2 separate regions of the Homo sapiens genome follow, and region 2 is linked to region 1. Evidence: chromatin loops called from intact Hi-C (ENCODE). Cell type or tissue: Caco-2. All regions are shown on one strand. Each heading gives the region's core, and the rest is flanking DNA. Links, peaks and the distances in the headings are about the cores only.

Region 1 (11,113 bases), core at 1,984-9,983:
AGTCTCCAACTTCCGACCTCAGGTGATCCACCTGCCTCGGCCTCCCAAAAAGTTCTGGGATTACAGGCATGAGCCACCGCAACCAGCCAGCTCTTCTCATTTTCTAGGGAGGCAACATGACTGAGTGGAAGGAAAGATCATAAATTTTGAAGGCAAAAAGTCCCTGTTTAAATTTCTGGTTTTCACCACTTGCTAGCTAAATAACCCTTCACCTCTCTGTGACTTAGTTTCCTCTTCTGTAAACGGGGATAGAAACAACTAGAAGATTCTGTTGTGAGAGTTAAGTAAGATGATGTATATAAAGGTCCTGGCAACAAAAGAGTTTCTCTTCCCATTTTACAGGGGGAGGAAACAGAGTTTTGGAGTTGTTATGCGTCCTACCTGCCCAAGGTTAAATGGCTGGTAGCCACAATCGATTTAGAATCAGAACACAATTGGGCACAGTGGCTCACGCCTGTAACCCTAGCACTTTGGGAGGCCGAGGTGGGCAGATTGCTTGAGTCCAGGAGTTCAAGACCAGCCTGGCCAACGTGGGAAAACCCTGTCTCTACCAAAAAAATACAAAAATTAGCTGGGTGTGGTCCTGCAAACCTGTGGTCCCAGCTGCTCAGGAGGTTGAGGTGGGAGGATTGCTTGAGCCTGGAAGGCAGAGGTTGCAGTGAGCCAAGATTGCACCACTGCACTCCAGCCTGGGTGACAGAGGGAGACCCTATCTCAAAAAACAAACAAAAGAACCAGAACCCAGGTCTCCTTTATCCAAGGGGGATGTAGCTTATCTGTCTAATCCCACTTACTGAGCACTTACAACGTGCCTGAACTGAGTGATGTCCCACTGAGTAGCTAGCTGCTCTATAACCAGGTACAATGAGCTGCATCCTAGTCTCGAATGATTATACCAGTTGCTCAGGGTCTCACAAGTGAAGAACTGGAATTTCAATTCAAGTCTGAGTCCCAAGCCCATACTCTTAACCAGGAGTTGGTAAATTATTGCCTGTGGGCCAAATCCTACCCACAGCTTATTTTTGTGAATAAAGTTTTATTGAAAACAGCCATGCTCATTTGTTTATGTATTGTCCCTGACTGCTTTTGAACTAGAATAGTAGAGCTGACTCACTGCAAACAGACGCTGGGACTCACAAAGTTGGAAATATTTGCTCTCTGGCTATTTACCAAAAACATTTGCCTACGCCTACTTTTAATCACCATTTTATAGCCTTTTCTTAAGAATTTTAAAATAGTATCTGCTTAACACTAAGACACATTTTCAGGCAGGAGGTAGGTAAGTATTCAGAATGACTCCTGGGATACATAGAGATTCCATTCCTGCCTGGTGTGTCTTTCCCGCTTCCTTCGTCTCCCTCTAAGCAGATCTTGGTCAAGGGGATGTGCCAGGTGAAATAAACACAAAGGCAGTGTGCCAAGCATGTTAATAGACCCCTGGGTTTTGCATTTGTATGCTATGATAGAATCAGGGGAATTTTATTTTTTATTTAACAATTTTTTATTATTTTAAATGATTTTTAATTTTATTACTTCTTGATTGATACTTACATTTTTGTTTTGTTTTGTTTTGTTTTGTTTTGTTTTGAGGCAGAGTCTCGCTCTGTTGCCCAGGCTGGGGTGCAGTTATAGCTCGCTGTAACCTCAAACTCCTGGACTCAAGCGATCCTCCTGCCTCAGCCTCACAAGTAGCTGGGACTATAAGCATGGGCCACCACGCCAGGTTTTGGTTTTTATTTATTTTTCTTTTGTAGAGTCAGTTTCGCTACGTCGCCCAGGCTGATATCAAACTCCTGGCCTCAAGTGATCCTCCTGTCTTGGTTTCTCAGATATTTACTGTTTTTAAACTAATGCTATTTATGCCGGATGTGGTGGTTCATGCCTGTTATCCCAGCACTTTGGGAAGTTGAGGCAGGAGGATTGTTTGAGCCCAGGAGTTTGAGACCAGCCGGGGAAAAATAGTGAGACCTCATCTCTACTAAAAATTAAAAAAAAAAAAAAAATAAGATGTGGTGGCAAGCATCTGTCACCCCAGCTACTTGAGAGGCTGAGGCAGGAGGACAGGAGTATTGCTAGAGCCTGGCAGGTTGAGGCTGCAGTAAGCTATGATTGAGCCCCTGCACTTCAGCCTGGGCAACAAAGCAAGATCCTGTTTGAAAAAAAAAAGCTATTTATTATTACTGTATCAGAACTATATCTTTTCTCCTTTTAAATATATGATCTACACTATGAATGTATAAAACCTCAGGAACTCTTCCTTCCCCAAATGGACAAGCAAGATTTTTAGCCATAACCAAGGAGATAGATTTTGATACACAGGGATTAAGGGAACAGACCTATCGAACAAAAAAAGATGTGGTCTCAATGAGTCTGAGCAGAAAGAGCACTGGACTGGGAGTCAAGGGACCTTGCTTCTAAATGCAGCTTCATCTGTGTGATTTGGGTTTCTCATAGCCGTCCTATTCCTGTTTCCCCTTATATAAAATAAACTTATGGGGCCAGATGACTGCTAATGGCTTTTCCTAGTGTGCTATTGTATTTTCATAAAAACCTACCAAAATAAAACCGTTGGGGGTAGTTTTGCCTAGAGGCAGAGGCTTAACAGAGATGACCTCTGACCCCGCGACTGGATTCTCTGTTCTGAATCTAGCAATTCCTTTGGGAAGGATTCCTCTGGGGATGGTCTTCATGTACCAGGCACCTTACCAATCATTTCTGGTTGTGTCACAGGATACAGGACTCTTTTATCAGAGGAAGGGGGATTTAGGTCTGATGAGGGTAGAGTGTTTCTGGCTGGGGCAGCGGGCCAGAGGACGCCACAGTTGGTCTCTATAATGGGAAGGAGGTGGAAGCCGAGGGAAACGGAGACTGACCTGTCATCTCTCCTTGGCCTCGAGATGGCTCTATCAGAGTGCTGGGGGGCAGCACAGGAAGGACATGTCATCACTGTGAGGGGCGCGGGGTCCCCACCTTCCAGCTAATCTCCATCACCAGTACCCAAAGTGAAAACACTGGCCTTTAATATCACTTCTTACAATTTGATAGGCAAAAGATAATTTTATTTTTTTAATTTGCTTCTATTTGATCCTTCTAAGATTTAACTATTTTTTTTGTTTCACTATTTGTATTTTTACTTCTGTAAATGGATTATTTGTGGCCTTTGCTTTTTTTTTTCTAGAGCAGTATTCGTCTTGTTACTTTTGAGTTTTTGAGGTTACATACTTAATATATAAATATGTCTTTTGTTTTGTCAAGCTTGCACCAAAGCAAACAAAAGCGAATGTAACAAGAAAACTTAGAAAATAGCCTTCCTGGGGCTGGGCGAGGTGGCTCACGCCTGTAATCCCAGCACTCTGGGAGGTCGAGGAAGGTGGATCACCTGAGGTCAGGAGTTCAAGGCCAGCCTGGTCAATGTGGCGAAACCCCATCTCTACTAAAAAATACAAAAATTAGTCAGGTGTGGTGGCAGGCACCTATAATCCCAGCTACTCAGGAGGCTGAGGCAGGGAGAATTGCTTGAACCTGGGAGCAGAGTTTGCAGTGAGCCGAGATCACACCATTGCACTCCAGCCTGGGTGACAGAATGAGACTCCGTCTCAAATATAAAATAAAATAAAAAAAGAAAGAAAGAAAATAGCCTTCCCTTTCTTCCTCTGCAGTTGGTAACTGCTATCACTTTTTCTGTACTTATACAAACATTCAAATATAAATTATATAATTATGTAAATTATATATAATTTTATGTATATAATTGTATGTTTATGTATATATATACACACACATTTTTTCCTTTTTATAAAGGTAGAAACATACCTTATCTTTTAACCTGAATTTTGTTTTGGGTTTGTTTTGAGACAGGGTCTTGCTCTTTCGCCCAGACTGGAGTGCAGTGGCATGATCATGGCTCACTGCAGCCCTGCCCTTCAGGCTCAAGCTATCCTCTCACCTTAGTTAGCCTCCAGAGTAGCTGGGACTACAGGCACAGGCTACCACGCCTGCCTAATTTTTATGTTTTTTGATAGAGACAGGGTTTCACCATATTGCCTAGGCTGGTCTCCATCTGGGCTCGAGCAATCCACCTGCCTCGGCTTCCCAAAGCGCTGGGATTACAGGCGTGAGCCACAGTGTCCAGCCTGAAATTTGTTTTTTCAAAATCCTTTTTTTTTTTTTTTACAGGGCCTTGCGATCTTGGGTCACTACAACCTCCGCCTCCTGTGTTCAAGTGATTCTTGTGTCTCAGCCTCCCAACTAGCTGGGACTACAGATGCGTGCCACCACACCTGGCTTATTTTTCTATTTTTTGTAGAGATGGGGTTTTGCCATGTTGGCCAGGCTGGCCTTGAACTACTGACCTCAGATGATCCACCCGCCTCGGCCTCCCAAAGTGCTGGGATTTCAGGCATGAGCCACCATGCCCGGCCAAAATTCTACATTTTAAACTGAACTAGCCCTCTCTTAGATTTTTATCCCTGTTCTCCATTTTACAAACTCTTTCTTGTCCTCACTTCAAGAGTTAGGCAAGCATCATTAGGCCAATTTTACAGGTTAGGGAAATGGAAGCTCAGGGAGGAAAAGAAATGCTTTGGCACTGGGATTAAAACCCTGGACACCTGATGCTGTAGGAGCTTCCTTCTCTATGTGAGTGAATGAGACTTCTGCCCCTAAAGTCACCCCTCCTGAGGTACATAGGCTGGAGTTTTGGGGTGGAGTAGGGTGGTGGGAGAGAGAAAGTGTAAGCACTAAGAGAGTGAAGGAAGAGAAATTCACAGTAACCCCAAAGTTCCATTCATTCAGTCCCTGATGTGCTAGGTGACCTTGGGGCAAGATGTTTGCCCAACCTGGTCTCCCTGTGCTCACCTGTGAAATGAAGGCTTTGGCCTAACCAGAGGATTTCAAACAATGCCCTTTGGGGCCCTAGGGGAGCCCCCACATGTTATAGCTCCTCAAAAATGAACACAGAGAGGCATATTCAGGGACACTTGTGTTTGTGTTGGTGAAAAGGTATTATTATTATTATTTTTTGAGATGGAGTCTTGCTCTGTCGCCCAGGCTGGAGCGCAGTGGCGTGATCTTGGCTCACTGCAAACCCTGTCTCCCGGGTTCAAGTGATTCTCCTGTCTCAGCCTCCTGAGTAGCTGGGATTACAGGCACGTGCAACCATGCCTAGCTAATTTTTTTATTTTCAGTAAAGATGGGGTTTCACCATGTTGGCCAGGCTGGTTTCAAATTCCTGACCTCAAGTGATCTGCCCGCCTTTGCCTCCCAAAGTGCTGGGATTATAGGCATGAGCCACCACGCTCGGCCCAAAAAGTTATTAATAGAAGCAATTGACATATCCACCAGGAGTGGGTGGGTTAAATGCATTGAATCATTCATTTATTCATCTCTTCATTCATTCATTCAGTAGTTATTGAGTAACTATTGCCAGGCCCTGTTTTAGACATTGGGAATCAGTGGTGAACAAAATAGACCAAGTTTCCACTCTCTTGGAGCTTACCTGGAAGGCAGGTCCACCCTGTCTTGAGCTGCATTCCAGGTAGGTGAAAGGTGACAGATCCCGGTGTCCCAGCATGGGTGGGTCTCCAGGCCCCAGGAGTGAGTGGTGGAAGGAAGGTGCCACACCCAGTGTGAGATGACTCCTTTAATAAAATCCCATTTCCTACAGGACAAGTCTGTGTGTGTCAGTCTCTGGGTAGACAGGCATATGAAGAGGTGCTGTGGAAGTGTTGGGGATACATCCCCAAATGATGGTGTGACCTTTGGAAAGAGAGGGGAATAGATTAGGATGAGACTTGTCTAGAGCATTTTAACTTCATCAGCATGTTTTTTTTTTAAAATAAGGAAGACACATTCAAGTATTGTTGGCAGTTAAAATAATTTTTTTAAAAATTTAAAATAAACTTAGGTCCAGAGAGAAGGGAAGGACAAAAATAATAGGTTTCAATTTCTTGGAGTCCTTCAAAATCTAACATGGTCAGGTTCTACCCAAAGTTAGGAAGCATCTCAGTTTGGGGATCAGAGATTTTAAATTAAACAAACCCATGTTTATTATTGCCTGAGTCCAAGAGCAAGCCTGGCCTCCCCATCTAGGCAGCAGCCACTACTTTCAGCCACACAGCAGGTTTCCTCCTTAGCTACTTAGAATCCTGCCTCAGCAGAGCTGGAAGGGAACACCTCCCCCAGTGCTTATTTTGCAAATGGGGAAACTGAGGCTCAGATATTGTGACTTTTTAATTTGCCAAGGGCTCAATTAATGACAGGGCCTGAATTACAAACTGGGAAGGAAGCCTGCCCTGCTTCCAGATTCTGGCAGTTGGGAGGAGGAAAGGAGAGGAGGGGAGAGGGGGTGCCATCTTCCCCTCTCCCACTGGAAGCTCCAGTGATGGGTCCTGGTGTTCAGCACATGCTGAAAGGAAGCCTTGTCAACATGGAAGGAGATCAAGGCAGCCGGGGGGGTGCTGAAACCTCCTGTCGGGTCCAGCATCTCTGAGGAGATAGGGATGCCTCTGCCGCTGCCTCCACCCCCTCCTTGAGCTCTCTCCTCTCGAATTCCGAGGGGCTTTGGAATCACTAGACTGTCTCCCGCTCCCAGGAAACCCCAGGCTTCTGTGGAGCCAGGAGGCTGGCCATCCATCATTCTTATCTCCTGGCTGTGGCGGCCCCAGGTCCCTGGCCTGGATGGGCCCAGGGGGCCAGGAGGGGCTGGGGGGGCATCGATAACAGGAAAAGCAGCTGTCCCCTGGGGGAACTTCAAAGTGCCTGGAGCTGAAATTTATGTGCAGAGGAGCTTACATTAGGGGCCAGTGCGCCATTCTTTCCACAAATATTTATTGAGTGCCTACTGTGTGCCAGGCACTGGGTTAGGGGACTCTTATGGAACCAGAGATTTCGTTGTTTGTTGGGTTATATGTCTACCTCAGTAGGCTAGGTTTGATGCATGGATCAATTCAATGATTCATTAAGTATTATTAAACACCCACTGTATGCTGGCTGTTTCTGGAGACCCAAGACTGCTGGAATGGTTAATTGAATCTGTGGGCGGGGCTTGATATCTGCTAGCACAGTGGTTAAGAGCTTTGGAGTCAGGCAGACTGGGTCTCAGCTTTCTCAGCTGTAAAACGGGGATAAGAATAGCACCTACCCGGTAAGGGCTTGGGAGAAGAGGAAATGAAACGAGATATTCTAGGTGAGAAACTTAGCCCACTCCCAGCAGATGGTGCTCTCACAGCAATAGCAGAGATTTTTGTGACTGCAGTGGATTGACATATGTATTTGTTTATTTAATATTTATTTAGTACCTGCTATGTGCTGTGCCTCTAGGAGAGACGACCAGGCGGTTTGACTTGGGAGGGTTTGCAAGAGTCTCTTTCTTTTCCTGCGAGTCTCTCCTCAGCTGGGGCTTTGAGGTCGAGACCCTTGGAGTCTGGAGGTGAAAGGGATTTGAGAAGTTGCCAAGTTCAGTGCCTCCCCTGAGCTCTGTGCAAAAGCTCCTCTTTAACTTCTGCTATCTCGTCATCCAGCCTCTGCTTTCATCCTGGAGTGGGCGTCTTCCTCCCTCCCCAGGCAGCCTGGGAGGAAGACCTTTCTTCCTTGGAGTTGTGGTCTGCCTTCTGCAGTTTTCCTCATTAGCCTCCTGGCTCTGTTCTCTGGGCCTCCCCCAAACTCTCTGAGCATCAGTTTATTCATCTATAAAATGGGAATATTAGTAGTTCCTATCCTGTAAGGTTATTGTGAGGATAAAATGAGATAAAGATTGTAAAGCATTTGGCACAATGTCTGTACAGTGTCTTTAATAAGCAGTAGCCAATAATGACAAATAATGATAGTTTTGGGAATCAATAAAACAGGAACAAGAAAGAGAAGAAGGAAGAAAGAAAAAGGAGAAGGAAGAGAAGGAGGAGAAGGAGATGAAGGAGAAAGAAAGGCTGTCAGAGCTGGACCTTCTGAGGTGGAAAGCAGTTCTCCGTTTTGGGGGATCCTAAATTTGGCAAGGGAGAGCGCACAGGAGTTCCAAGGATGCTTTCCAGCTCTGATATCCGAGTAAACGTAAAAGGGACGGAAACATGGTGTTATTGCGTTCTTCTCCAGCCAGCGTTGGTGTTGCTACCATGTCCATTTCACACATGAGCAAGCCAAGGCCCTTGAAAGTGAAATGGTTTGTTCAAGGCTTGGAGCTAGGGAGTGCTGAGCATTGCCAAGGACTGTTGTCTCTCCTCCCCTCCCCAAGGCAGCAGTGGGGAGCTCCCCACAGACAGTGTGATATGCTGAATGGTGTCGCCCGCCACCGCACCAAATTAATATGTTGAAGCCCTGCCTTAGTCTGTTCAGGATGGCATAGACTGGGTGGCTGAAACTACAGACTTTTGTTTCTCCAAGTTCTGGAAGCTGAGAGGTCCACATTAAGGCACTGGCAGATTCAGGGTCTGGTGAGGTCCGCTTCTGGTTCATGGACGACCATCTTGCTGCGTCCTCTCATGGTGGAAGGGCTGGAGGAACTCCCCGGGGTCTCTTATGTGGGGGCACTAACCCCATCCAGGAGTGCTCTACCCTCTTGACCTAATCGCCCCCCAAAGGCCCCATTTTCTCATCCCATTAAAATGAGGGGTAAAGTTCAACATCTGAATTTGAGGGGGGACACACTATTCAGTCCAGTGCCTCAGAATGTGCCTTTATTTGGAGCTAGGGTCTTCATAGAGCTAATCAAGTTAAAATGAGGTCCTCAGTGTGGGCCTCAATCCAGTACGACTGGAGTCCTTATAAGAAGGGGAAGTTTGGACACAGAGATATGCATAGAGGGAAGATGATGTCGAGACCCAGGAAGATGAGGGGAAATCAGGAAACACAGGGAGAAGCAGCCTACAAGCTGACGAGAGAGGCCTCAACAGATCCTTTTCTCACAGCCCTCAGAAGGAACCAACATTGCCAACATATTGGCCTCAGATTTTTATCCTCCAGAACGGTGAGAACTGTGGTTTAAGCCTTCCAGTCTGGGGTACTTTGTCACAGCAGTCATAAGAACCGGTACAGAGAGTGTGGAGCCCCCGGACAGCCTGTGCAGTGAGCACTGAGGGGGTCCCTTGAAGCCTGCCAGCCCTGCCTGCCCCTGAGGGAGAGGCAGGTGCGTGGTGTGAAGACACTTGACTCCTTTGCAGAGCCCGGGGATGCTGGGCCGAAGCCGGGAGACGGAAAGGCAAGCCCTCGCCCTGATCTTTTCCCTCATGTGGCTCTCTGAGAAGGGAAGACACATTTTCCTGGTGCCTCCTCATGGAAGTCCTGCTGGATCAACCTCACCTGCTGCTGGGGAGGCTGCCATCCTTCAGGAAGACCTGCCAGCCTCAACCTCCCTGAGGCTGGGGATTTGTTAGAGATTCTGAAAATTATCAAGCTGGCTATGTCCATTTCCTCCTCTTTCTGTGATCTTTTTCTTCCTCCCCACATTATTTATTTATTTATTTATTTTGAGACAGAGTCTCACTCTGTTGCCCAGGCTGGAGTGCAGTGGTGCGATCTTGGCCCACTGCAACCTCTGGCTCCCAGGTTCAAGTGATTCTCCTGCCTCAGCCTCCTGAGTAGCTGGGATTACAGGCACGTGCCACCACACCCGGCTAATTTTTGTATTTTCAGTAGAGATGGGGTTTCGCCATGCTGGCCAGGCTGGTCTCAAACTCCTGATGTCAGGTGATCCACCCACCTTGGCCTCCCACAGTGTTGGGATTACAGGTGTGAGCCACCGCGCCTGACCATTTCTTCCTCTTTTTCATTTTTCTTCTTTCCTCCTGGCTGTGCTCTGCAAATCCCCACCCTCCTCCACATCTCACTCCAAAACTGCTTTCTCCCAGCTCCCCCTTCGCCCAGGACACCCTCACCTGGTGGCTCTGCAGCAAAGCCCAAGGCTGCCTTGGAGACGGAGGCAGGAGAAGTCTAAGCTCGCTACCTTGGAGCTGAGAAGAAATTATCCAGAGCTGGTTTCTCCTCCCACCTTCTAAAGAGCCCTGCCCTTGTCCCTGGCCTGGATACATGATTATATTTTGCTTTAATTGCATTAAAGCAAATGACTGTGTCCCCCTGTGGTTTCGATCAGGTCAGGGATTTGATAATCGATCGTGGCACAGTTTAGACAGGAGTCACTTTGAAGCTGTTTTTAGCAGGATAAGAACAAACAATGTTTCCAAAGTGGCCACATTAGGCAAACATGCTGGTGGGTCATCTTTTGGGGAGAGAGTGTGCCCTGGCTCCAGGCAGCCTGCTGACTGGACCCCCAGGCCCCTGGAGAGGGGTGTGGACTACTCTCTCTGGACAGTAAGAAACTTTAAGTAGAGATACCGTAGCTTAGGCCTCCCATGATGTGAAACCTGGTCCAGGTGCCTTTTCCAGAAAGCCAGTCTTGACTGATACCACCTGGCTCACCTAAAGGTAGCGTAGTTTAGTGTGAGATGTTCTGTCCTGGAGATGGAAGAAAGGTCAAATTCACACAAGGCAATGCAAAAGGTAGACTCATATCCTGCAAAATTATTCTCTCTTCAATATTCTTTCAATCCTTTAAATTTCATTAAAAGGAAAGCCTCAGTGTGGTGCTAGTCTGTTTTATGTATTTAAATAAATACACACATTTAGAGACAGGGTCTGGCTCTGTTGCCCAGGCTGGAGTGCAATAGTACAATCACAGCTCACTGCAGCCTAGAACTCCTGGGCTCAAGTGATCCTTCTGCCTCAACCTCCTAATTAGCTAGGATGACAGGTGCACACCACCATGCCCAGCTAATTCTTTTATTTTTTTTAAGAGATGGGGTCTGGCTATGCTGCCCATGGTGGTCTCAAACTCTTGGCCTCAAGCAATCCTCCTGCCTCAGCCTTCCAAAGTGCTGGGATTATGGTGCCAGGCCTAGTTTGTCTTTAATACCTCTCTAATGTTTGCTAATCTCCCCTCCTAACAAAGAGGGCAGGCCTAGGGATCTGCAGGTGAAGATTTAGCTAGATTTTAATAACACTGTTTTCAATGAATGTATTTTCTACAATGAAAATACATCTTTCAAATGATACTAGTTTTCCCTTTATGGAAAGTGAACCGTTGTTCAAGTACAATTAAGGCAAAAATTCTGAAGGATGGATGTTA
Region 2 (11,113 bases), core at 1,802-9,801, 57 kb after region 1:
GGAGTCCTCAGTGGGACTAAGCCACCCTGGGACCTAGAGTTCTGGAATATTCCTGATCCTTCTCATTCTACCAATGGGGAAATGGGCTTTGAAGGGGGAGGACTTGCCAGAGACATTGAATGTGCAAGTGGCAGGGCCAGGCTCAGGATTGTCATCGACCCCTCTGCAGCTTCTCCACAGGTTTCCAGGAAGCAGCCATGCACTGTCTACTGCAAAGGCAATTTGACATGAGGAGAAAACAAGAACTTTAAAATAATACAAATAAAAGCTAATGTGGGCCAGGCATGATGGCTCATGCCTGTACTCCCAGCACTTTGGGAGGCCAAGGCAGGCAGATTACCTGAGGTCAGGAGTTTGAGACCAGCCTGGCCAACATGGTGAAACCCCGTCTCTACTAAAAATACAAAAATTAGCCGGGCATGGTGACGCGCACCTGTAATCCCAGCTACTTGGAAAGCTGAGACAGGAGAATTGCTTAAACCCGGGAGGCGGAGGTTGCAGTGAGCTGAGATCGTGCCACTGCACTCCAGCCTGGGTGACAGAGTGAGATTCCATCTCCAAAAAAAAAAAAAAAAAAGCTAATGTGTGCAGAGCACTCTGATGTTAGGTACTGTTTTAAGCACTTTAAATTTACTAACACATTTAGTCCTCAGATAACTATGAGGTAGATGTGCATATTATCATTTCATTTTCCAGATAAAGAAAAAGCACGGCACAGAGAGGTTAACTAACTTGACCAGGATCACACAGCTGGTAAGCTGCCTTCATGACCAACATTCCACCTCAACATTAGGCAAAGAAGGGGCAGAGGGCCGTGGATAGAAAGACACCTTTCTTCAGCTGGGAGCGGTGGCTCATGCCTGTAATCCCAGCACTTTGGGAGGCTGAGGCGGGCGGATCACGAGGTCAAGAGATCAAGACCATCCTGAACAACATGATGAATCCCTGTCTCTACTAAAAATACAAAAATTAGCTGGGCTACTGAAGCTATATTCAGTAGGGACTTTCTCCTCCAGACAGCATGCACATTTTGATTTTACCTGTCCTCAGACTGACCCTTTGCTCATTATAATAGTAAAAACACACCCCTGGGTGGAGATTTAAGATGCTAATGAACTGTACAGGCTACGTATGAAAAAGTATGTGTGGCTACTGAGCATGTGCACCCAGAGACCACCCAGAACATGCTTACTATAATAGTAACACCTCTTCCTACCTCCTTATGAATAATGCTGGAAGATTCCTGTAAAGGGAGCTTCCCTAGTGCCAGTCTTGGCTGACTCATCCTCGTGAGCAGCCCACCCTGACCTTTCAAAATATTCTTTTTCTTTTTTTCTTTTCTCTTTTTTCAGACAGAGAAGAAAACCAGTGTGGCAAGGGGAGAGGGGTTGGGAGCTGGGGTCCCAGTGGCAGGCAGGGGCAAGATCCCACTTTATCTCCCAGGTCATTTTTAAGGAATCTGCTTTTTTTTTTTAGACAGAGTTTTGCTCTGTCGCCCAGCCTGCAGTGTAGTGGCATGATCTTGGCTTACTGCAACCTCCACTTCCCGGGTTTAAGCAATTCTTCTGCCTCAGCCTCCTGAGGAGCTGGCACGTGCCATCACAACCAGCTAATTTTTGATTTTTAGTAGAGATGGGGTTTCACCATGTTGGCCAGGCTGGTCTTGACCTCCCGATCTCAAGTGATCCACCTGCAAAATATCTTTTTATTTTTCGAGAAATTACTCTATGATTCACCTCCTTTGCTGGGTGTCTCTTGTTTAAATTCTTTTAAACTAAGAAGACAAGAACCGAGGTCTTATACAAGCCATCAACATAAAGGCACACAGTTAGTAAGGGGTCAAACAGGCACTCGAAGCCAGGCCCACATGCTCTGAAACCTGTGATCTTATCCGCTCAGCTCTCCTTCCTCAGTTATCTCTGCATCTCAAAACCATGTGCGAGGAAGACAAGGCACAAACACTGTCCCATTTTACAGAGAGGAAAGGGAGGCAGCCTGCTTGAGAGCACACAGCTGGTGAACACAGGGCCTGTGCTCAGAAACTCAGGTCCACCTGATTCCCTGGCCAGTGCCTCTTTTCTTTGTTCCTTCAGGAATATTCCAGAAAAGGCTCCAGTTCTATGGTTGTCTATGGTCAGCAATGCACTGCTGCCAGGGATTCTTTCTGAGCAAGATCTTATTTCTTATTTTACTGGAGCTTCCCACAAGCCTGTGAAGGTCAGAACATGCTCCATTTCACACAGGGGCAATCAGAGGTCCAGAGAGGGGAAGAGACTTCCCCAAGCCTTGGGCCAGGGTTCCTGTCTCTAAGTCCAGGGAGAGAGGCCCAGGGCAGGGTGTCCTGCAGGGACAGGCTCCAGCTAGCCAGGCTCTCTCTGCTCTGGGTGAAGTCATCGCCTTATCAGCTAATTGCCACCCTGAGGCCTAATCCTGCACTCAGCTGGAACCTTCGGGAATGGTTTCTCAGAGATGAGATGGGAGCTGTTATTGTCCAGATGAGAGGGCTGGGGGGCGGGCAGAGGGAGGGGGCAAGTTTACACTCATAATTCCCCTTGCAGCAGTTTCTCAAAAACCTCTGGAGGCAGAGACATTTCTGGGGCCTTTATGGGCAGGACTGAAGGTTTCTGCTGCTTTTCTGCCCAGTTGGCTGAGATGCCTGCCTTGTTAACAGAAACAGCGTCAGGACAAGCCAGCTTCCTATAAATAGACAAAGCTGGGGTGAAATAAATACGGGTGGGAGCTGTTTGCCTCTGACACAGAGGAGTTGGTCATTGATGATGGAGATAAAATTTGAGGAAAGAGCTTGGGAAATGTTAGCATGGGGTCACCTTGGCTAGCTGGGGAGCCCCCTAAAGGACTGGGCATTGGTGGGACATGAATGGGGCCAACACACAGCTGTTGTTCAGAGGAGGGACTGAGAGTCAGAAGGGATGATGACAGTCAGGTGACAAAGATCCAATGCCATGGATTGAGGGTGACCAATGTGCCAGGCGCCATGTGCTTTATAAGCAGAGAACAGCTGCTGAGCCTGCCGTGCGGTTGAGTGTTGGAGTCGCACAGACATGCCTGGCTCTGCTGAGCTGGTTGCTTTCCCTTTCTGATACCAGTTCCATCACTGCTGTGATGGGGATGAGAATCATACCTCCTACATTGTAGAATTGTGAGGATTAAATGAAAAGAGGCAGAGAAAGTGCTTAGCACAGGAGTGGCACACAGCGAGCACTTAAAATATGAGCCATTATTCTCACTCAGTGTAAGGTGCTGTGCTATGTGCTGGGCTTACAGCGGGGAGCAAGCCACACCCAATCCCTGACTTCTTAGTGCTGACAGTGGAGCCTGGAAGACCTGGGGAAGAGACTGATGTGATGGGACATGGAAATCATACCAGCGAGATGCAAGATGTAGGAGGAAAAAAAGACAAGTCCCCACTCCCCAGATATAGTCACTTAGAACCAAGAAAGGTGTGTTTTGGCTCTGAATGTTACCAAAACCAGGATGGCACCCAGTATGTCACTCTGTTTGTTTTATTTAACCCTCAGAACAATTCTGCACTATTCCTACTGATAAATGAAGAAGCCGAGGCTCAGGGAGGTGAAATGACATGCCTAAGGCCACACGGCTTAAGCACAGCAGAGCCAGGATGGCCTGATACCATCCTCTTATCCACTGCACTCTACAGCTTGACTTGGCTGCTGGCTGGATGTGTGATCTTGGGCAAGTCACATCTCCTTTTACCAGCCTCAGTTTCCCACCAATCAAGGTAGAATGTGAGGGTCACATAAAGTCATGGATATGAGAGTACTTTGGATGTCGCAAGATGCTGTCTGTGGCTGAAGAATTATTAGCGCACATGGGACAGAAAGCACCAAAGGGCCCCTTATCTGCGATGACCACTCCATGGCCCTCTTCCCCCATAGGATCTTCTCCAAGTCAGGATGCTGGGTCACCCCAGGCCTTCTTTACACCTGCCCTGCAGGAAGGAGAAGCAGATGGAAGATTTTAAACAGCAGTATGGCTGTTGCAAGGATGTCACTCTGTGACAAAAGTGGTTTTGGCCCGTTTTACAGATAAAGAAAATGAGGCACCGCCAAGCAAGTCAACTGTCCAGAGGACAGTTTGTGGCCACAGGGGAACTCGAGAGCCGATCTCAGTCCCTGGACACCCCGTGCTGCATTAGTGGGGGTGCCACCCCTGATAAGCAAGCCATAGGCCAGCAGCACTGGAAGAGTGGGGGGCCACGGTACTGCTTAGCTCTGGGAGTTGGGTGGAGGAAGATAGGTCCCTCCAAGCCTTCCAGCTCCCTCCCCCCACCTCCCCTTTGTGGGGGTAGAGCTAGCTCTGAAGCGTCAGCCCCTCCCCCCTCATTCAAACCCTGTAGGCCCTTTCACACTTCATTCTCATCAGTTTGTGAGATTTTAATCCTTTCTTATGGGACAGAGGAGGAGTCTGGGGCCAGGGTGGGCTCAAGATGGAGACAGATAGGGGTTGGGGGTTGGGTGATGAAGCAGGACTATAATCTAGCCAAGCTGACATCCTCACTTTTTTTTTTGAGACGGAGTCTTACTCTGTCGCCCAGGCTGGAGTGCAGTGGCGCGATCTCGGCTCACTGCAAGCTCTGCCTCCCGGGTTCAAGCAATTCTCTGCCTCGGCCTCCCGAGTAGCTGGGATTACAGGCGCCTGCGACCACGCCCGGCGAATTTTTTGTATTTTTAGTAGAGATGGGATTTCACCCTCTTTGCCAGGCTGGTCTTGAACTCCTGACCTCGAGATCCGCCCGCTTTGGCCTCCTAAACTGCTGCGATTACAGGCGTAAGCCACCGCGCCCGGCCATCCTCACTTTTTTGAACTGTTGGAACGACTGAGACCCAGAAAGGTGCTAAGTCTTACAGCAACTCAGATGCAAAACCAGCCCCAAGCCGAGGTTTCCTGAGCTCCAAGTCAGACAACCCTGCCCTCCTCCGCTTTGTGCTGTGACCTACAAATGGCAAGTCTTGGCCACAGGCAGGCGGGAGACAAATAAATGCGAGCGAATGATTGAATGCTGGGCGCTGCTCTGGAGGGAGCAGGGGGATGGGGAGCTGATTCCCCTACAGGAGCCCGTAGGCAGGGCTTAGCCCCTCCCAAACCAACCCTTCTTCCCGTGGAATTAGTTCACCTGGAATTCTCCTTTTCCCCAGAGAATTGTGCGCCACCTAGAGGATACCGGGAGCTCAGCGCCCTCGTCTCTTGGGGAAAGTGCGGCACCCCTCTCCACTCCCCCACCCACCGCCCACAACTTCTAAAAAGCCCCTAACCCCTTCTAGCCTCTTCCCTGATGTCAGGAGGGTTCTGGCCAGGATCAGCTGCAGTGAAAATCTAGCAAATGAGGACATCCTTGCAGCAGAAAGGACTTAAAGTAGGATATGCCACATACTTTCCCACCTCAGGATTTTTCAGAGGCCATTTCACATTTCCTTTCCCACCTTCTTGGTTTCCTTACCTGGAAACAATGCAGACAGAAGAAATGACCGTGGTGTTCCTGCCAAAGATGCGTAGCCTGGCCCTAATCATCAAACGAAACCCAATTAAGGCCCATTCTTCAAGCTAGTTGGCCAGTGAGCTCCAAAATGTCAAGATCACAAAATTCAGAGAAAGTTTGAGGACTTGTTTGAAGGAAACCAAAGAATGTGGCAACTAAACACAGCACGTTGTTCTAACCCAGTGAGAATCTTGTAGGGGATCTGAGGATTCGATGGTAGGAATGTGTCGATATTAATTTCCTGATGGTGATGGCTGTATTACGGTTTGTAAGAGATTGTCCTTGTTTATTGAAAATAAACACAAAGATGTTCAGGTGAGTTGGGGCATCATATCCGCAACTTATTCTCAAAGCATTTGGGGGAAAAGCACTTCTATGTACCATGCTTGCAGCTTGTCTATAAATTTGAGATAGTTTCAATGTTTAAAAAATATGTAGCATTAAAAATAAATATAGCCGAGGTCAGCGGTGTACATCTGGAGGTCAAGTGCACCACTACATACCCAAGCGGTCCAAGCTGCTTGGGAGGCTGAGACAAGAAGATAGCTTGAGCCCAGCAGTTCCAGGCCGCAGTGCGCTGTGATTGTACCTGAGAAGAGTGACTGCACTCCAGCCGGAGTGACATAGTGAGACACCATCTCCAATAAATAAATAAAATAAATTTAGTATCAGGGGAAAATGCAGACAATAATACCCCTATCTTCAGATTGGCATGGTGGTGAAATAAAAATGTGTAATCATGATACTTGCAATTTGAGCCCTGATGAAAAGCTTTATTTCCTCCTCATATGCTCTGTCTAGGAAGTTGATATCATCATCCCCATATTTCAGATAGAGAAACTGAGGTTCAAAAGATTGAAGAGACTTGCCCCAGGTGGCTGCATTTGCAGCCTAGGGTCTCAGCACCTCACATTGCTGCCTTTCCTCAACTCAGTGCCTACCCATAGCCTAAACACTACACTCTCCTTTTCTCCTCTCCACCAGTCAAAGTCTTCCCGAGTATCACAACCCAGCTTTAGTGCCAATTTCCCCAAAACATCTTCTCTGATTTCCTCTCTACTGGATATGACTGTCCATTTTCTGACCTCAAGAAATTGCAGTGAGCCGAATAATAAGATAATAAGACTGACCTCAAGAATAAGATCAGTCCTCCTCCTGGTCAGTTACTCATTCATTAAATAAATATTTGTACAGAGCCTTCTATGTGGCAGGCATTGTGCCAGGGGCTGAGCATGCACTGATGTGTGACCCTGGCCCCACCCAGAGACTGAGCGTGTACACACACAGATACACACATCATTACAAATTTGATGTTGGCCACCCAGGCAAGAGTAAGGTGCTGTGACAAGGGGTGGTCAGGGAGGCCAAGCTCAGCTTGAGTGTGAGAAGGGCCACCTGGATGGGGCAGGGAGAAGGGAGCACCTGTGGGAAGGGCTGGGAAGGGCATGAGGTAGGCTTGCTTGAGGAGCTGGAAGAAAACCAGTGTGGCAAGGGGAGAGGGGCTGGGAGCTGGCGTCCCACTGGCAGGCAGGGGTGAGATCCCACTTGACCTCCAAGACCATGTTTAAGGAATCTGAAATTTTTTTTTGAGACGGAGTCTCGCTCTGTTACCCAGGCTGGAGTGCAGTGGCACGATTTCGGCTCACTGCAATTTCTGCCTCATGAGTTCAAGTGATTCTCCTGCCTCAGCCTCCCGTGTAGCTGGGACTACAGGCATTTGTCACCATGCCTGGCTAATTTTTATATTTTCAGTGGAGACAGAGTTTCCCCATGTTGGCCAGGCAGGTCTCGAACTCCTGACCTCAAGTGATCAGCTCACCTCAGCCTCCAAAAGTGCTGGTATTAAACAGGTGTGAGCCACCAAGCCCGGCCTGGAATCAGATTTTGATTCAACTACTAAAGAAGTCACAGAGGGTTGTGAGCAGGAGTGAGCCATGAAATTTACATTTTAAAAAGATCACTCAGGGCTGCTGTGGAGGATCAGAGGGGACAAGAGTGGAAGCAGATGGGTCCTTATCTCTCCCTGTTTTCTGGTCGAGTCCGGGTCTTATCTTGCTTTCTAGAGAGCTCCTTGAGGCCAGGGAGGGCATCTGTCTCGGAGCCCAGGCTGTCCCCTCTGAAGCCTGGCCGGAGGGGCTGGGTATCCTGGCCTATCCCCTATCTCTGGGGACAATCTGGGACCCACTCTGCTCTCAAGGCTCTGTGGCCCCAGCACGGGTGGAATGTTTGACAGAGGAGCGCACGTGTTCTCCAAACAGACCTTGATTCATGTTTCCAGGAGAAACTTGCAAACAGACTTCTGCTGGCCGCATCCATCAGAGGAGAGATGGGCTCTGTAAACAAAGGCCTGCAGGCTGTCTCCATCTTTCAGGCAGGCACCCCTCCCTGCAGGTCACTGGCAGCTCCCAGCTTCACCCCAGCCAATGGGGCCACAATCTGTGCCAAGACCCTCACTAGAGCCTCAAAGACACACTGCCCCTGTTTTACAGATGAGAAAACAGAGGCTCAGAGATGTTAAGTCAGTTGCCCAAGGTCACACAGCACAGCCAGTTCGTCAACCCCAATACTGTAATTACTACGCCATATTCTCCTGCGAACAAAAACAACAGTAACTCACACTTATGAGCACTCATTACGTGCTATGCACTTCATGGAGGTTGACTCGTGTTGTTCTTCCCCTGTTTTTTTCATATGGGGAAACCAATGCACAGAGAGGGAGGTCAAGTGATTGCTCAAAGTCACACTGAGATAAGCGGGGAAAGTGGGACTTGAGCCCCAGCAGGGTGAGCCCAGAGCCCCACGTGCTTCACGCCCTGCCCGACTCTGCCTGCTGCTTCCCTGGCCTTCTGGAGCTAAGGACAGGCTCCTCCCTGTCACCCACTTTTATCTCTGCTTGAGAGGTGAAGAAACTAAGGCCCAAAGAATGGACATGACTGTGCCCCTGCCCCTGGCATCTATGGCAGGGTGGGGCCTGGAGCATGAGGTCTGCGAGTTCTCCTTCTTGGAGGCTAGGATGGGAGCTAAGGGGCCTAGGTTCTAGTCCCTGAAAGGCTGCTGTTTTGCTCTGTGACCTGCAACACAACACAGCTCCTCACTTAGCTTCAGTTTCTCCATTTGCTCAATGGGAATGACAATTGCGGCCCTTACCCACCTTACAGAGCCTGATGTGAAACGAAGTGAGGGAAGGATGGTGGGATGGGATGGTTTTCCTGGCCCGGATTCCTGTCCCATGAATGGAATGTCTAAGCAGCATCATTTTAGGGCTTAAAGCCCCAGGGGTAGGGCTGAGCGGGGCCTCCTCCATTGGGAGACCCCCCACCTTGGGCTCCAGCCCAAATTGCCAGACACAGGCCTGAGAGGCGGACTCCCCTCTAGGCAGGGGTGCCCAGGAGCCAGCCGGCTGGCCATTTGTCCACAGATGGGTGTGCAGATAACAGGCGTCTGGAGATAAGGCAGAGCCTGCTCCCGGCCTAGTGGAGAGCCAGGCTGAGCCACAGTGGGGAGGGAGACTGGGAACTGGGGACAGGGAGGTGTCTGCCAAGATGCCCTGAGGCCTGACGCAGAACTCTCTGCTACCCTGTAGCACAGAGCTGATGGCCTGCTGTCTTCTGGATCTTTCCCCAAAACAAAACAGAATAAAGCAAACAAATAAGCAAAAAATATACTTTTTTTTTGAGGCAGGCTTTCGCTCCGTCAACTGGGCTGGAGCGCAGTGGCACCATCATGGCTCACTGCAGTCTCAACCTTCCTGGCTCAAGCAACCCTCCTGCCGCAACTTCCTGACCAGCTAGGACTACAGGCATGGGTTACCACGCCTGGCTAATTCTTAAATTTTTTGTAGAGACAGGATTTTGCCATGTTGCCCAGGCTGGTCTCAAACTCCTGGGCTCAAGCGATCCTCCTGCCTCAGCCTCCCAAAGTGCTGGGACTACAGGCATGAACCACCACACCGGGCCAAAAAAAACATACCTTTATCAGAAGTGCTGCTTACACTGGAGAGAGCCCTGAGCTAGCACCAAGTGCCACTGACTTACTGGACAGGCTGTGTCAAGTCACTGCCTGACTCTGAGTCTCAGTGTCCTCATCTCTGCAGTGAGCACAGTGATCTGCTGCCACCTCCAGCCAGATACAAAGGAACGCACATAATAAATAACTAATCCCATGTGATGCCATGTGGTAAGTACTATAATCATCCCCACTCTGCAGATGAAGACATGGAGGTATGGAGGGATTAGGCCATACATCTAGTAAGTGGTGATACCAGCATTTAAATTTAGGCAACCTGGCCGGGTGCGGTGGCTCACGCCTGTAATCCCAGCACTTTGGGAGGCTGAGGCAGGAGGATCACCCGAAGTCAGGAGTTCGAGAACAGCTTGGCCAACATGGCGAAACCCCACCTCTACTAAAAATACAAAAATTAGCCAGGCATGGTGGTGGGTACCTGTAATGCCAGCTACATGGGAGGCTGAGGCAGGAGAATAACTTGAACCCAGGAGGCCGTGGTTGCAGTGAGCCAAGATTGCACCACTGCACTCCAGCCTGGGCGACAAGAGCGAAACACCATCTCAATAAATAAATAAATAAATAAATAAATAAATAAATTTAGGCAATATGATTCTAGCAGCAAGCTCCTAAGTGTTTGAAATGTCACTGCCAGTGTTATTAAAGGAATAAAGAGGGCCAGGTGTGGTGGCAGGCGCCTGTAGTCCCAGCTACTCTGGAGGCTGAGGTAGGAGGATCGCTTGAACCTGGGATGCGGAGGTTTCAGGGAGCCGAGATTGTGCCATTGCACTCCAGGCCTGGGTGAGAGAATGAGACTCTGTCTCAAAAATAAAATAAAAAAAATTTAAAAAGGAATAAAGAAAACTGCAGTTGGAGCCTATTTGGGTTTTTAAAATATACACACTTGTGGCTGGGATTGGTGGCTAACGCCTGTAATCCCAGCACTTCGGGAGGCCAAGGTAGGCAGATCACATGAGGTCAGGAGTTCGAGACCAACCTGGCCAACATTGTGAAACCCCTGGCAGGTATCCGTTAGATGACAGTAGTAGCACACTCTCCAACCCCAGCTGTGACAACCAGAAATGTCTCCAGACATTGCCAAATGTTCTCTGAGGGGAACCCCTGCTCTCCCTGAAACCCTGTTTAGAAATCACTAACCTAGAGGCTGTGACTAAGAGGGGTATTCACTTTCTTTTTTTTTTTCTTTTCTTTTTTTTTTCTGTGACAGAGTCTTGCTCTGTCACCCAGGCTAGAGTGCAGTGGCGTAATCTTGGCTCACCGCAACCTCTGCCTCCCAGGTTCAAGCAATTCTCTGCCTCAGCCTCCTGAGTAGCTGGGATTACAGGTGCCCACCGCCACGCCCGGCTAATTGTTGTGTTTTTAGTAGAGACGGGGTTTCACCATCTTGGCCAGGCTGGTCTCGAACTCACAACCTCGTGATCCACCCGCCTGGGCCTTCCAGAGTGCTGGGATTACAGGCATGAGCCACTGCACCCAGCCGAGAGGTGTTCACTTTCTAACCCCTACGCTGAAAATTTTGCCACATGCAAGCACGTTACATTGAAATAAAAGAAAAGAATACATACAAAAAAA

Evidence for each region. Hi-C counts contacts between places; a loop is a spot of excess contacts. Peaks named below come from ENCODE experiments on the same cell type or tissue, not always from the same donor. Only the 100,000 strongest peaks of a DNase experiment are listed, where the experiment ranks them.
Region 2: a loop joins it to region 1, with 4 times the contacts of the local background. A loop is called at or near these places in 4 of 110 quality-filtered maps.

Annotation. Positions count from the first base shown.
Region 1 is chr5:154,572,129-154,583,241 of GRCh38, reverse strand. No RefSeq gene overlaps it. Among named protein-coding and RNA genes, the nearest start is that of MIR3141, 18 kb to the left of the region's middle. RefSeq lists enhancers at 1-481, 10,994-11,113. In Caco-2, for the core only: no CTCF peak of the experiment used is centred there; DNase peaks (open chromatin) are centred at 5,571 and 6,681.
Region 2 is chr5:154,515,191-154,526,303 of GRCh38, reverse strand. No RefSeq gene overlaps it. Among named protein-coding and RNA genes, the nearest start is that of HAND1, 43 kb to the right of the region's middle. RefSeq lists enhancers at 4,692-5,295, 6,485-6,985. In Caco-2, for the core only: a CTCF peak has its summit at 5,202 (motif pointing left); DNase peaks (open chromatin) are centred at 2,363, 5,133 and 8,993.